Linked DNA regions of Homo sapiens: all the other regions are linked to region 2. A link is a contact called in ENCODE Hi-C or POLR2A ChIA-PET data. All regions are on one chromosome and are shown on one strand. The core of a region is the stretch at or near the end of the contact, and the rest is flanking DNA. Distances in the headings are between cores, read along the strand shown.

Region 1 (3,875 bases), core at 1,236-3,735, 360 kb after region 2:
GGCCGGGCTGAGGACCGCCTACCTTCCGTCTCCTGTAGGTGGCAGAACTGGTGAAGCCATTGTAGATGCTGCGCTGAGTGCTCTGCGCCAGCTCGTGAAGGATCGCCTCGGGGGACGGAGCGGAGGATACAGTTCTGGAAAACAAGTAAGACCATAAAATGTCAGTTTTTAATGTGTCATAATTTTGAAGCCAGAGTGGATACCTTGTATAAGATAGTTGTTTTTTAACAGTATGTTAAAGTGGTGAACTCTCAATTAAAGAATAATAGAGGATTGGATCCACCGATCCCAGAGGGAACCAGCCCTCCAGCCTGCTCATTTGGCCTCCTCAGAATTGCTGTTGCCAAAGCCAGTCAGTCCCAGGGCCTCTTGCCACACCTGCAGTCCAAGTACCAGGCCCAGGAGCCACGTGCTGGCATCCCATGGCACTTGTAGGTCCAGAGTGGGGATGGGATGGACGGGTTTTCCTCTAGGTAGGCTTTGGCAAACCGTGATGAGATTGGATTACCTCTTGGCCTGTATCTGTGGCAGTCAGCCCCAAATCCATGGAAAATTCTACACAAATGGATAGGGAAGAAGAGAGAGAGAGAGGAGCAGATTGGTGTTTTAGATGCCCTTATGTGAAATGTGAAGCTTACACTGATGTTCTTGTGAAAAGACAAACTTGAAGATCTATCAATATTAAATGGGCTTTTACTTTTAGGAGACCAGTTACACTAGCTTCTTTATACAGGCTCAGAGCTTACCCAGAGATTTCATGCTCTTGCCTTTTATTTTAAACTTAGACATTTAATGAGCATAGTTGCCTGGCCCCCTGCACCCTGCCTGGCAACAGAAAGCAATGCTGACTGCTTCTTAGATTTAGTACTGAAGAACATTCTTCGAAAAAAGAAAAGGATTAAGTGTTATTTTTAGCTCTGTTGACTGGTAGGGACTTTGTCTATGAAAGATGTAACATAACATCCTAGGATGAAGCAGCAGCTGTACTTGAGTCTGAATTAGAACAGTGTTGTTCAGGTGGTTTTTTGAGCCATGTTGAGGTTTCTCTCTAAAAATAGCTGGTGACAGCATTCAGGTACAGGTTATGTGTTGTACTGAATGTATTGATAATTACTTGAAAGTAAAAGACTATTTGCCAAGCAAAAATTACAGTGCTGAGGAATGTACCCAATTTGAATACAACCGTTTTCACTATTTTATTCACTAAAGAAAAACCCTAAAACTTTGTTAAGATGTAGCAGTAGTGTTATTATTTAAAACAGGAAAAGTGTTCTTCTTGGCCCAATTGTTTGATGTTTAATGTCATAAATGACAGGGCAGAAGTGATAGTTCAAGTAAGAAGGATGTGATTGAGCTGACAGACGACAGCTTTGATAAGAATGTTCTGGACAGTGAAGATGTTTGGATGGTTGAGTTCTATGCTCCTTGGTGTGGACACTGCAAAAAGTAAGTGCCTTCTACTAAGTAGTCTGTTCATTCACAGTGTTTTCAGTACATTCATTAGCTTATTTTGAAAGAGCTGAAGTAGATAATAGATCACCACTAAGATCTCTTCCAGCAAAACTCTGACTCTAAGTGAATATTAAACATTGACATTAGCGCCAAGAGCTTCCACTCTCCTATTGCCAAAGATTAACAAGGGACTGGCTCATGTCTGGATTTAGGGGCAGTGGTGGAATGGGAAGCTCATGTGAAGGGTAGCATTGTATCTTTAGTAAAGCCACACACAAAATGTTTTCTAGGTGTGACATAATTGGGGATTGGGCAGAAATGCACAGATCAGTTAAAAAGTATAGGCTAGGCATGGTGGCTCACACCTGTAATCCTAGCTCTTTGGGAGGCCGAGGCAGGCGGATCACTTGAGGTCAGGACTTTGAGACCAGCCTGGGCAACATAGCAAAACCCCATGTCTACTAAAAATACAAAAAAATTGGCTGGGTGTGGTGGCGTGTGCCTGTAGTCCCAGCTACTTGGGAGGTTGAGGTGCAAGAATCTCTTGATTGTGGGAGGCAGAGGCTACAGTGAGCCAAGCTCACACCACTGCGCTCCATCCTGGATAATAGAAGGAGACTCTGTCTTAAAAAAAAAAAGAAAAGAAAAGAAAGGTGTTTGGGCTGCAAGTTAAAATGCAAGTATTTGGCCTGGTGAGGTGGATCACTTGAGGCCAGGAGTTTGAGACCAGCCTGGGCAACATGGGGAAACCCTATCTCTACTAAAAATGTAGAAATTAACAGTGGGTGGTGGCACACACCTGTAGTCCCAGCTATGTTGGAGGCTGAAATGAGATCACCTGAGCCCAGGAGATTGAGGCTGCAGGGAGCCATGATTGCACCACTGCACTCCAGCCTGGGCAACAGAGAGAGACTGTGTCTCAAAGAAACAAAACAAAACGAATATTTTTCTATAGCCTAGAGCCAGAGTGGGCTGCCGCAGCTTCAGAAGTAAAAGAGCAGACGAAAGGAAAAGTGAAACTGGCAGCTGTGGATGCTACAGTCAATCAGGTTCTGGCCTCCCGATACGGGGTGAGTATACTTATAAGGCTCATTTCATTGTGAAATACATGGTGTTTCGTTACTTCTTCCAATACTCCAGGCCTCCCTATGAGGTAGTAAAGGAGATGTTTAAACCATTTTGTAAGTGAAGAGATAAAGTCACTTTATTGTCATAACTAACAAGTCTGAAACTCAGGACTGTCAACTTTTCCCCCTAATGTCACACTGCTTCTGGTATATACTTAATGTGAGGTTTCAGCTTGCCCAGACTTATTCAAGTTGCTCATATGGCTGTTGTGAGTTGGTCCATTTGTTCTAGGGCAGGTACTTTGTGTTAATTATATACCAGGGCTTGAATATGATTGGCTAAACTTCACAGACTGTTAAAACTCCCTGATTGATAATTGACCTCTGTGAGTCATTCCTTTGAAATCTGTGCAGTCTGGAGAACAGTTTTGTTACATTAAATTACCTATAAGGCCAGAGTGGTGGCTCACACCTGTAATCCCAACACTTTGGGAGGCCAAGGATCACTTGAGGCCAGGATTTCAAAACCAGCCTGGCCAACATGGTGAAACCCCGTCTCTATTAAAAATACAAATATTAGCCGGGTGTGGTGGTGTGTGCCTGCAGTCCCAGCTACTCAGGAGGCTGAAGTAGGAGAATTGCTTGAACCCAGGAGGCAGAGGTTGCAGTGAGCTGAGATTGCACCTGTGCTCTCCAGCCTGGGCAACAGAGTGAGACTGCTTCAAAAAAAAAAAAAAAAAATTACCTATAAGGTGGTTTTAGAAACTGTAAAGATTGTGTTATTTTGCATTAAGTGTTAATTGGATTTTATCCTCTGACCTTTTTTTAATAGATTAGAGGATTTCCTACAATCAAGATATTTCAGAAAGGCGAGTCTCCTGTGGATTATGACGGTGGGCGGACAAGATCCGACATCGTGTCCCGGGCCCTTGATTTGTTTTCTGATAACGCCCCACCTCCTGAGCTGCTTGAGGTAAACCACTTCAACTGCTTGTAGTCCAGAAAGCTTTTTTAGCTGATGGTGAGGAATGTTAAAGCAGTGTGACACACTGTTCATTTTATGCCCTTAAAGATACTCTCTTTAAAGTGGTTTCTATACTTTGAAATGGAAAAAAAGTCTGATAAATTGCTTTTCATAACTTTTAGCATTAGAATAATTACACTGAACAGAAATACGAGCTTCTTAAAGATAGAGTGTATTCAATCACTCTTGCTTATCATTCTCAAAGTAATAGAACATTTATCAAGTACTAATCATGTAACAGGCACCGTTCTGGTGTCTTTGTATAGTTTTGTTTTGTTTTGTTTTGTTTTCATTTAATTCTCACATGAACACTGAGAGGTAGATACTGTTTT
Region 2 (3,581 bases), core at 203-2,702:
AGCCTGTGTCCTTTGCCACAACCTCATCGCTCCAGCCTCTCTGCTCCCAGCCTGGTGGTGGCACCAACCTGAAACGCATGCTGCCCACCTCCCCTGGGTGCCTCTCAACCCTGCCATCCAGCCTGGGACCCCCCCCTCCCCACCCCGCAGGGTAGAGTCACTCACAAGCCTGGAAGAGGTCACAGTCCCTCCCACTGCAAGCCTTTCCCAAAAATTTCCCCTCAAAGCCCCCTATTGGATGACTGTGCCCAGGGCCGGGCTCCATAGGGCCGGCGCGGGGTCCAAAGCCTGAGTGGGACCCCTCACCCTCCCACACCTGAGGTCTCCTCTTTCTCCCCCGCACCCCTTGGCTTCTTCCCATCCTGTATGCCGCACCCCCCACCCCGCCCACCAGGAAGGCTTGTGTGGAGGACCAGGCTTCAGACCCCACTGGGTGATGGCGGGGGGCAAAGGGGAAGGCCTGGCCTGGCCAGGGGGAAGGGGCGAGACCACTAGGTTGAGGTATGTGTTTTCCTATTGTTGGGGCTCAAAAATGATACCCCAAAAGTTTGGCGCTCTGGCATGATGAATACTTTGAATAGGAAAGCCTTAGAAGCTGCCTCAGAATCAAGGATTTAACGACCTTTCCGTCACCCCTTCCCAACTGCAGAGACTCTCCAACTTCCTTACAGATGACTAAGGAAACTTCTTTCTACAAGAAATGCAATTGTCTTAAGACCCTCTCCCAAGGAATCTCATTAAATAACCAGGAAAGATTCCCCACCAATCACCGGGAGAAGAGAAGAGATTCATACATTCTTAGTTCAACCCCTTATTTCACAGGTGAGGAAACCGAGGCCCGAGAACGAGGTTGACGGTGCGTGGTGAGTTTAGGGACAATGAATATGACAGCCTCGAGGTGCAAATGGCCTTGCTCAGGGCCAGCAGGTTTTGTCACTAGCGCACCAAGGGCTGCCTCCGCTGGGTCTGTTTTCTCATCTGTAAAATGGGCGTGCGCAATCAATTCGTGCCACGCGGGGCTTGGTGAGAAACAATGTACGCGGGTGGCGGGTGGCCGTGGGAAGAGCACCCCGAGCCCCTAGGCTCCCTAGTTCACCCTCGGCCGCCCAGCTGCGACGCCGGCGCGCGGGGATCATCCCCGCCCTACTTCGAGCCGAGGCTCTCCTGGGCTCCCAGCCGGCAGCAGCTGCGAGGGGGCAGGAGGCAGCCCCGGCCGCCCCGGGCCTTACCCTGCCAGCTCCAGAAGTAAACTCGGAAGGCTGAGGCCCCGCGCGCTGCGCGCCGCTAGCACAGCGGAGATCTGCGGCAGCTTCAGCGCGGCGCACACGCCCAGCGTGCTCCAGTTACACAGCCCCAGCAGCGCCGCCTCCATAGCGCCACGGGCGCGGGCACCTGGGCGGCCGCAGCGAGAAGGGACCGCTCAGCCTCGGCGGCGCAGCTCTGCCGAAGCCTTCCGCCTTCCCGGGATCCGCCCGGGACCACCCGGCCAGGGCCCGCCCCTCCGCGCGCCGCCAGGCCCCGGACCCGCCTCGCTCCGCCCCTCCCCTGGACGCACCCCGCCCCCGGGCCCGCCCCGCCCCTCCCGCCCGGGCCCGCCCCGCCCCGCCCCTCCCGCCCGGGCCCGCCCCGCCCCCTGGCCAGCCTCATCTCGCCTCGCCTACGGGCCCGCCCGGGCTCGCTCAGTCCTCGGACTACCCTCATCTCGCCCCGCCCCCAGATTCGCCCCCTCCCGGTCGGCCTCACCTAGCCCAATCCCGTGGCCAACCTCGCCTCGCCCCGCCCCTCCTCGCCCCGCCCCTCCCCTCCTAGCCCCGCCCCGGGCGACAGTCCCACCCTGGCCTGCGGGCTCCACCAGCAGCTGCTTCGCATTTCCGCGTTCTTGCCACCCGATAGTTTAGCCGCCGCCGGGAGCCGCCCTGGAAGTCCGGCTTTTCCACGGGTTGGGTGGACCGAGAGGCAAATGGCCCCGGGGGATGGGCCATTCTGCCGGGATTTTTCCCTCCCTGCAAGTGTTTTAGTTTCTCTCACTAAGCATTTCAGGAGTTAAAGCCTCCTGCTTAAGGGCTGAGTGCACCCTCCCGACTTACAGGTGGGGAACCAGGCTGGAGAGACTTTCTGGGACCAGAGCCCCAGGGTCGCCTCATTTGTGCCCTTTCAGAGCACGCGGCCTGTCTCCAGCCTGGGACTGAAGGCTTCCCTCCTAGCGGCGTGGGCCCTGAGGGGCCACCGGAAGCCTTGAACTTGAGCACTTCACAGTGAAACTGTTTCTTAAGGATTTCTCCTGATAAAGTAACTTGGACGTGGCCGTCTAAGCCACAAACTGAGGGAAAGGGAAGGACGCATTTTCCAACCTCTGAAAATCGCCTGTGTATTAGGGCCTGGTTATGAAGCAGGCAAAAAAGCACCAAAATGCAATGCCAGAATCCACGATCCCTGGTTTTGTGCCATAAATCTCAGCCGGGAAGTGTGAGGGACGGGAGCTGGGTCAGCTTCGGAGTTCGGAATTCTGGCCGAGGCTCTTTCTCTCCAGCCTCACCGGCCCATCACCTCCGCCTATGGAAAAAAAAAAACAGGTGCTGAGTCCTGCCTCCCAAGTCTAAATGAGAAAAGGATGTTCAGAAGGGAACCCTTAAAGGAAACGGCTTGGACCTGCCCTGGCTAGATCGATACTGATCGTTATTGACCCCGCGAAGCGGGAAGATTGCTTGAGGCCAGGAGTTCAAGACCAGCCTGAGCAACATAGGGAAACCCCCGCCTCTACTAAAAATACAAAAATTAGCCGAGCGTGGTGGCGCGTGCCTGTGGTCCCAGCTACTCGGGAGGCTGAGACAGGAGGATGGCTTGAACCCAGGAGGCGGAGGTTGCAGTGAGTCGAGATCGCGCCACTTCACTCTAGCCTGGGAGACAGAGCCAGACCCTGTCTCAAAAATAAATAAATAATATGTATATAAATTTTTTGAAGAAGAAAATAGAGAAGAGCTTTTTTTTTTTTTTGAGACGGAGTTTCACTCTTGTCGCCCAGGCTGGAGTGCAGTGGCACGATCTCTGCTCACTGCGACCTCCACCTCCGGGGTTCAAGTGATTCTCCTGCCTCTGCCTCCCAAGTAGCTGGAATTACAGGCATGTGCCACCACTCCCGGCTAATTTTTGTATTTTTAGTACAGACGGGGTTTCGAACTCCTGACCTCAGGTGATCCACCTGCCTTGGCCTCCCAAAGTGCTGGGATTACAGGCATGAGCCACCGCGCCCAGCGTAAAGAGCTTTTTAACAAGCATCAGCAGCAATGACTATAGGAACATCTAGAACCTGTTGAGTGCCTCCTGCGTGCCAGGTGTTTTACTTTCATCATGCCATGTGATAGGTCCCTTGATGCAAGGAGGTGGTCCTGGTTGGAAGTGCCTGGTTCCTGCCACATGGCAGTGGAATCCCCCTCCCTCCTCTTCCCCTTCTGCCCCAGCCTTTATTCCAGGGGTTGGCCAGGATCTGGGCCCCCAGGACTAGCCTTAGGAGGGAACTGCTCCCACCTGGGGTCAGCCTGCGCTAGCACTTGGGGATGCAGGCAGCATGAGGGGCCTTTGAG
Region 3 (3,881 bases), core at 1,275-3,774, 260 kb before region 2:
GTTCCAGACTGCCTGCTTGACATCTCCAGATGGATGACTAATAAGTTTCTTAAACTTAACTTGTCCAAGCAGAACTCTTGATGCCACCCACCCAAATGTGTTCTTCCCCCGGTCCTCCCAATCTCAGTTAATTGCCCAGTTGCCCAGGCCAAAAACCCAGGAGTCATATTTGATTTATTTCTTTTTTCTTTTTCTTTTCTTTCTTTCTTTTTTTTTTTTTTTTTTGAGACAGAGTCTCACTCTGTCACCCAGGCTGGAGTGCAGTGGCGCAGTCTCGGCTCACTACAATCTCTGCCTCCCCGGTTCAAACGATTCTCCTGCCTCAGCCTCCCAAGTAGCTGGGATTACAGGCGTGCGCCACCACATCCAGCTAATTTTTATATTTTTAGTAGAGACAGGGTTTCACCATGTTGGCCAGGATGGTCTCGATCTCCTGACCTCATGATTCGCCCACCTCGGCCTCCCAAAGTGCTGGGATTACAGGCATGAGCCATGGCTCCCAGCCGGATTTATTTCTTTTATCTCACTTCCTACATCCAATTAACCAACACGTCCTGTGGCTCTGTCCTCAAAATACAGCCAGAAATTGCCTACGTCTCACCACTACCAAGACACCAGCACCTCTCAGAGGGCTTCTATTATAAAATAGCCCCCCACTGAGATTCCCTGGCTCCACACCTGTCTTTCTTGAGTCTTTTCTGCACATAGTAGCCAGAAGGGAAGTTTTGAAACCGTAAATTAGATCACTTCACTCTTCTACTGAAAGGGCTCCAACGGTTGCCCATCTCACAATAAAATCCAAACTCCTTACCATATTCTTTACACAGTGTACCCTGCCTACTTCTTGGGCTCCATCTCCTCCTACTGACTCCCTAGCACTCTGCAGTCCTGTCTCTCTTGGCCTTTTTGCTTTTCCTGGAGCGCACCAAGCTCATTTCCATCTCAGGTCATTTGCACTTGCCGCCTCCTCTCCTGAAATGCTCTCCACCCACATCTTCACATGGGTTGGTTGTTGTCTTCCTTTATGTAGGTTTCTAACTGAACCTACCTTGACCAGTCTTTCAAAAAGAGTACACCCCAATCACTCCAATTCTTTATCCTGCTTTACTCTTTTTTTTTTTTTTTTTTTGAGATGGAGTGTTGCTCTGTCACCAGGCTGAAGTGCAGTGGCACAATCTCAGCTCAACATCTGCCTTCCGGGTTCAAGCGATTCTCCTGCCTCAGCCTCCCCAGTAGCTGGGATTACATGTGCCCACCACCACACCCAGCTAATTTTTGTGTTTTTAGTAGAGATGGGGTTTCACCATATTGGCCAGGATGGTCTCAATCTCTTGACCTTGTGATCTGCCCACCTTGGCTTCCCAAAGTGCTGGAATTACAGGCATGAGCCACTGCACCCAGCTTTTTTTTTTTTTTTTTTTTTTTTTTTAGACAGAGTCTCACTCTGTTGCTTAGGCTGGAGTGCAGTGGTGCGACCTCAGCTCACTGCAACCTCCACCTCCCAGATTCAAGTGATTCTCCTGTCTCAGCCTCCCAAGTAACTGGTACTACAGGGATGTGCCACCATGCCTGGTTAATTTTTTTGTATTTTTTCGTAGAGATGGGGTTTCACCATGTTGGCCAGGCTGGTCTCAAACTCCTGACCTCAAGTGATCTGTCTGCCTCATCTTCCCAAAGTGCTGGGATTACAGGCGTGAGCCACCATGCCCAGCCTATCCTGTTTTACTCTTCTTTATAGCACCATCTCCACATGAAATCACACCACACATGTTCATGCACTTGTTTACTGTATGTCGTCACTGCTGTTCCTGAAGCTCCATGAGGATGGGGTCTTAGCCTGCCTTGGTCCCTTGCTTTATCCAGGGTGCCTAAAACAATGTCTATCGCATATCAATCACATAGCAGAATGTCTATCACAATATTTATTGAATGACTGAATCAGCAAACTCACATATAAAATTTGGGACAATCCAAAACTTTTTGAGAAACAACTTTTAGACTCAACACACAATGGGTGTACGTATCCTTTTTTAGCACATGGCTCATGTAGAGGCCATTTTATCTGTGATGGATTTACCACAGGGCCACAGTGCTTACAAAGAAGAGAGAGAATTGAACATTCTAAAGCGCGTTTAGCGCAAGGAAGGTCCTGCCTGGGCACTGGAGTTCTGGGTGGGACTTTGTTTTCCTGCAGCATAGTAAGGTACTGACAGATTCAGACTTTGGTGCATTCCCAGGACATGTGGCTTCCAGCAGAAAGGTGGGTCATTTCCAAGCAGTCGAAGCATTTCGTCTGTGCGACACAATTTAGAGCCCTTCCAGAATCCATTTTCTCAGTGGACCTCCAGGAATTCCCTGTCAGGAAAGAGTCAGACCTGCAGGGGGAGCTGATAGCATGCGTCCATCCTGGAAAGCCTCAGAAAATGGGGGTCCAGAAATCTAGCTATTCCTTCAAGTGGGATGGATTTAAAAGGTTATCGAATTTTATAAACATCCAGGATATTATTCTCTTACTCCTGCCAGAGGCTGAGAAATTGAAAGATTCTTAAGACTCAAAATCGCAAGTGGTCAAATTGCTTTTATACAGCCCGTATACGGCAGGATTTTATCGGAACTCTGGGGCCACTTCCTCTTCAAGGATAGATTTGAGAGTCCCTTATCTCCTTGTCTACAGACGTTGCCAAGGTGGTGGCTCCAAATGATGGTGAAGAATGCACAAGAAACACTGTCAAAATTCTGCCTCAAAAACACAAGAAGCCAGCTCTCATTATGAGATAGAAACTCTTGTGGGTTTATTGAGAGGACCCCAGAATTTCGCTTCATGCAAACAAGAGCAAAACCATGTGACCGTCCTGTTCAGAGGCCGAAAAATACTCAGCAAAATGGAAATCACTGTATTAATCTTTGTTTATTCACAAATAGCCAGGTCAGAATTAATTATCAAACCTTGCTTCTAAGTTCACACCAGGAACTCCATTAAGCTTTCCTGAAGCTGGTTTTTTTTTTGTGGGTCATAAAGTTTGCTTACTCTCAGACTCCAGTCCTTCAAGGCAACCCCTGGCAATGACAAAGAGTCCTAGTTCCCATCCCACTGTCACTCTAACAAGAGCCAGAATAGTGAGAAGGAAAAGGGGGTGGTTCCTCTCCGCCTGCTGTCCTGTGTTAGATCTGGGAAAGGGCAGGAGGAGACCTTTGCTGAGAGTGGTGGGCCTGGGACTGCCTCCAAGGCAAAAGTATTCAAGTCTTCACAGTGGCCTCAGCATCTCCTTTTCAAGCTTGTGAATTCCTGGACTTCTTTCTCAAGATCTTAAAACCAAAACAGCATATAGAAAAATACATTTTTCAAGGTTGCTCATTCCTTGTCCACACGGTAACATCCATGTCAGTGTATCTGATTATGTGCTCAGATCTCAGCAAGCTGTGGCTGCAAAATAAGGATGCATCTAGATTGTAATGACTTGGAGTCATCACCCGCCCAAAAGAGCAGAAAATTCAGGCCCCCTTCCCTTGGTTCCCTTCCTCAGGGTCCATGTTTGTCTACTATTACTTACATAATTAATAGCTCTAAAGGAATGCATCTTACAACTAACATCAAAAATTAAAAACACAACTCTTGGAGTACCTCCAGTTCAAGGTGTTGGCTGTTCCTAGTTGTCTGATGGTCATCCTCAGCCTGTGTGCTGAGGATCCACTCATCTGGTCGTCCCTGCTTGGAGTTATCTGCACTGGGATAACTGGAGGTGGGAGGCAGTGGAAATTTCGATTCCCAATGCCTCTCAGATTTGTTGCAGTCTTCCTGGATGTATCATCAGCATATGAAATAGGCATAGAGGGAAGAGGGGCTGCTTTGGCCGTGAATGTGACACATACGTACTTTGGAC

What was found. Hi-C counts contacts between places; a loop is a spot of excess contacts on that map. ChIA-PET counts read pairs that join two places held with the same protein, here RNA polymerase II (POLR2A). Pooled maps may share reads with other maps.
Region 1: a loop to region 2 is called in a pooled map, with 3 times the contacts of the local background. The contact joins the enhancer-like site here to the promoter of SLC66A3 in region 2. A Hi-C loop is called at or near these places in 2 of 50 pooled maps. POLR2A ChIA-PET finds 5 or more read pairs at or near these places in 3 of 52 experiments (BJ, CD4-positive, alpha-beta T cell and activated T-cell).
Region 3: a map of K562 shows a loop between it and region 2 (3-fold over the local background). The contact joins the enhancer-like site here to the promoter of SLC66A3 in region 2. A Hi-C loop is called at or near these places in 4 of 168 maps with a recorded cell type or tissue (K562, cardiac septum, ectodermal cell and 1 more) and 11 of 50 pooled maps. POLR2A ChIA-PET finds 5 or more read pairs at or near these places in 6 of 52 experiments (OCI-LY7, Panc1, WTC11 and 3 more).

Annotation. Positions count from the first base shown.
Region 1 is chr2:10,789,366-10,793,240 of GRCh38, reverse strand. PDIA6 (protein disulfide isomerase family A member 6) reads left to right here. Exons shown (of 13, transcript NM_005742.4): 5 at 39-145; 6 at 1,316-1,446; 7 at 2,408-2,522; 8 at 3,352-3,492. Among named protein-coding and RNA genes, the nearest start is that of PDIA6, 21 kb to the left of the region's middle. Within about 2 kb of position 2,485, at least 6 of the 41 ENCODE cell types and tissues checked have a DNase peak (open chromatin) inside an H3K27ac peak, as active enhancers do; they include CD4-positive, alpha-beta T cell, where a contact is called at or near this core.
Region 2 is chr2:11,153,338-11,156,918 of GRCh38, reverse strand. It overlaps SLC66A3 (solute carrier family 66 member 3), which reads right to left and starts at 1,452. Exons shown (of 7, transcript NM_152391.5): 1 at 1,230-1,452. The coding sequence starts at 1,372. It also overlaps a transcript of CIMIP5 not described here. RefSeq lists silencers at 1,036-1,275, 1,386-1,865.
Region 3 is chr2:11,410,699-11,414,579 of GRCh38, reverse strand. All of the region lies in intron 2 of LOC105373429 (a long non-coding RNA gene), which reads right to left. Among named protein-coding and RNA genes, the nearest start is that of LINC00570, 19 kb to the right of the region's middle. Within about 2 kb of position 2,524, at least 2 of the 41 ENCODE cell types and tissues checked have a DNase peak (open chromatin) inside an H3K27ac peak, as active enhancers do; they include Panc1, where a contact is called at or near this core.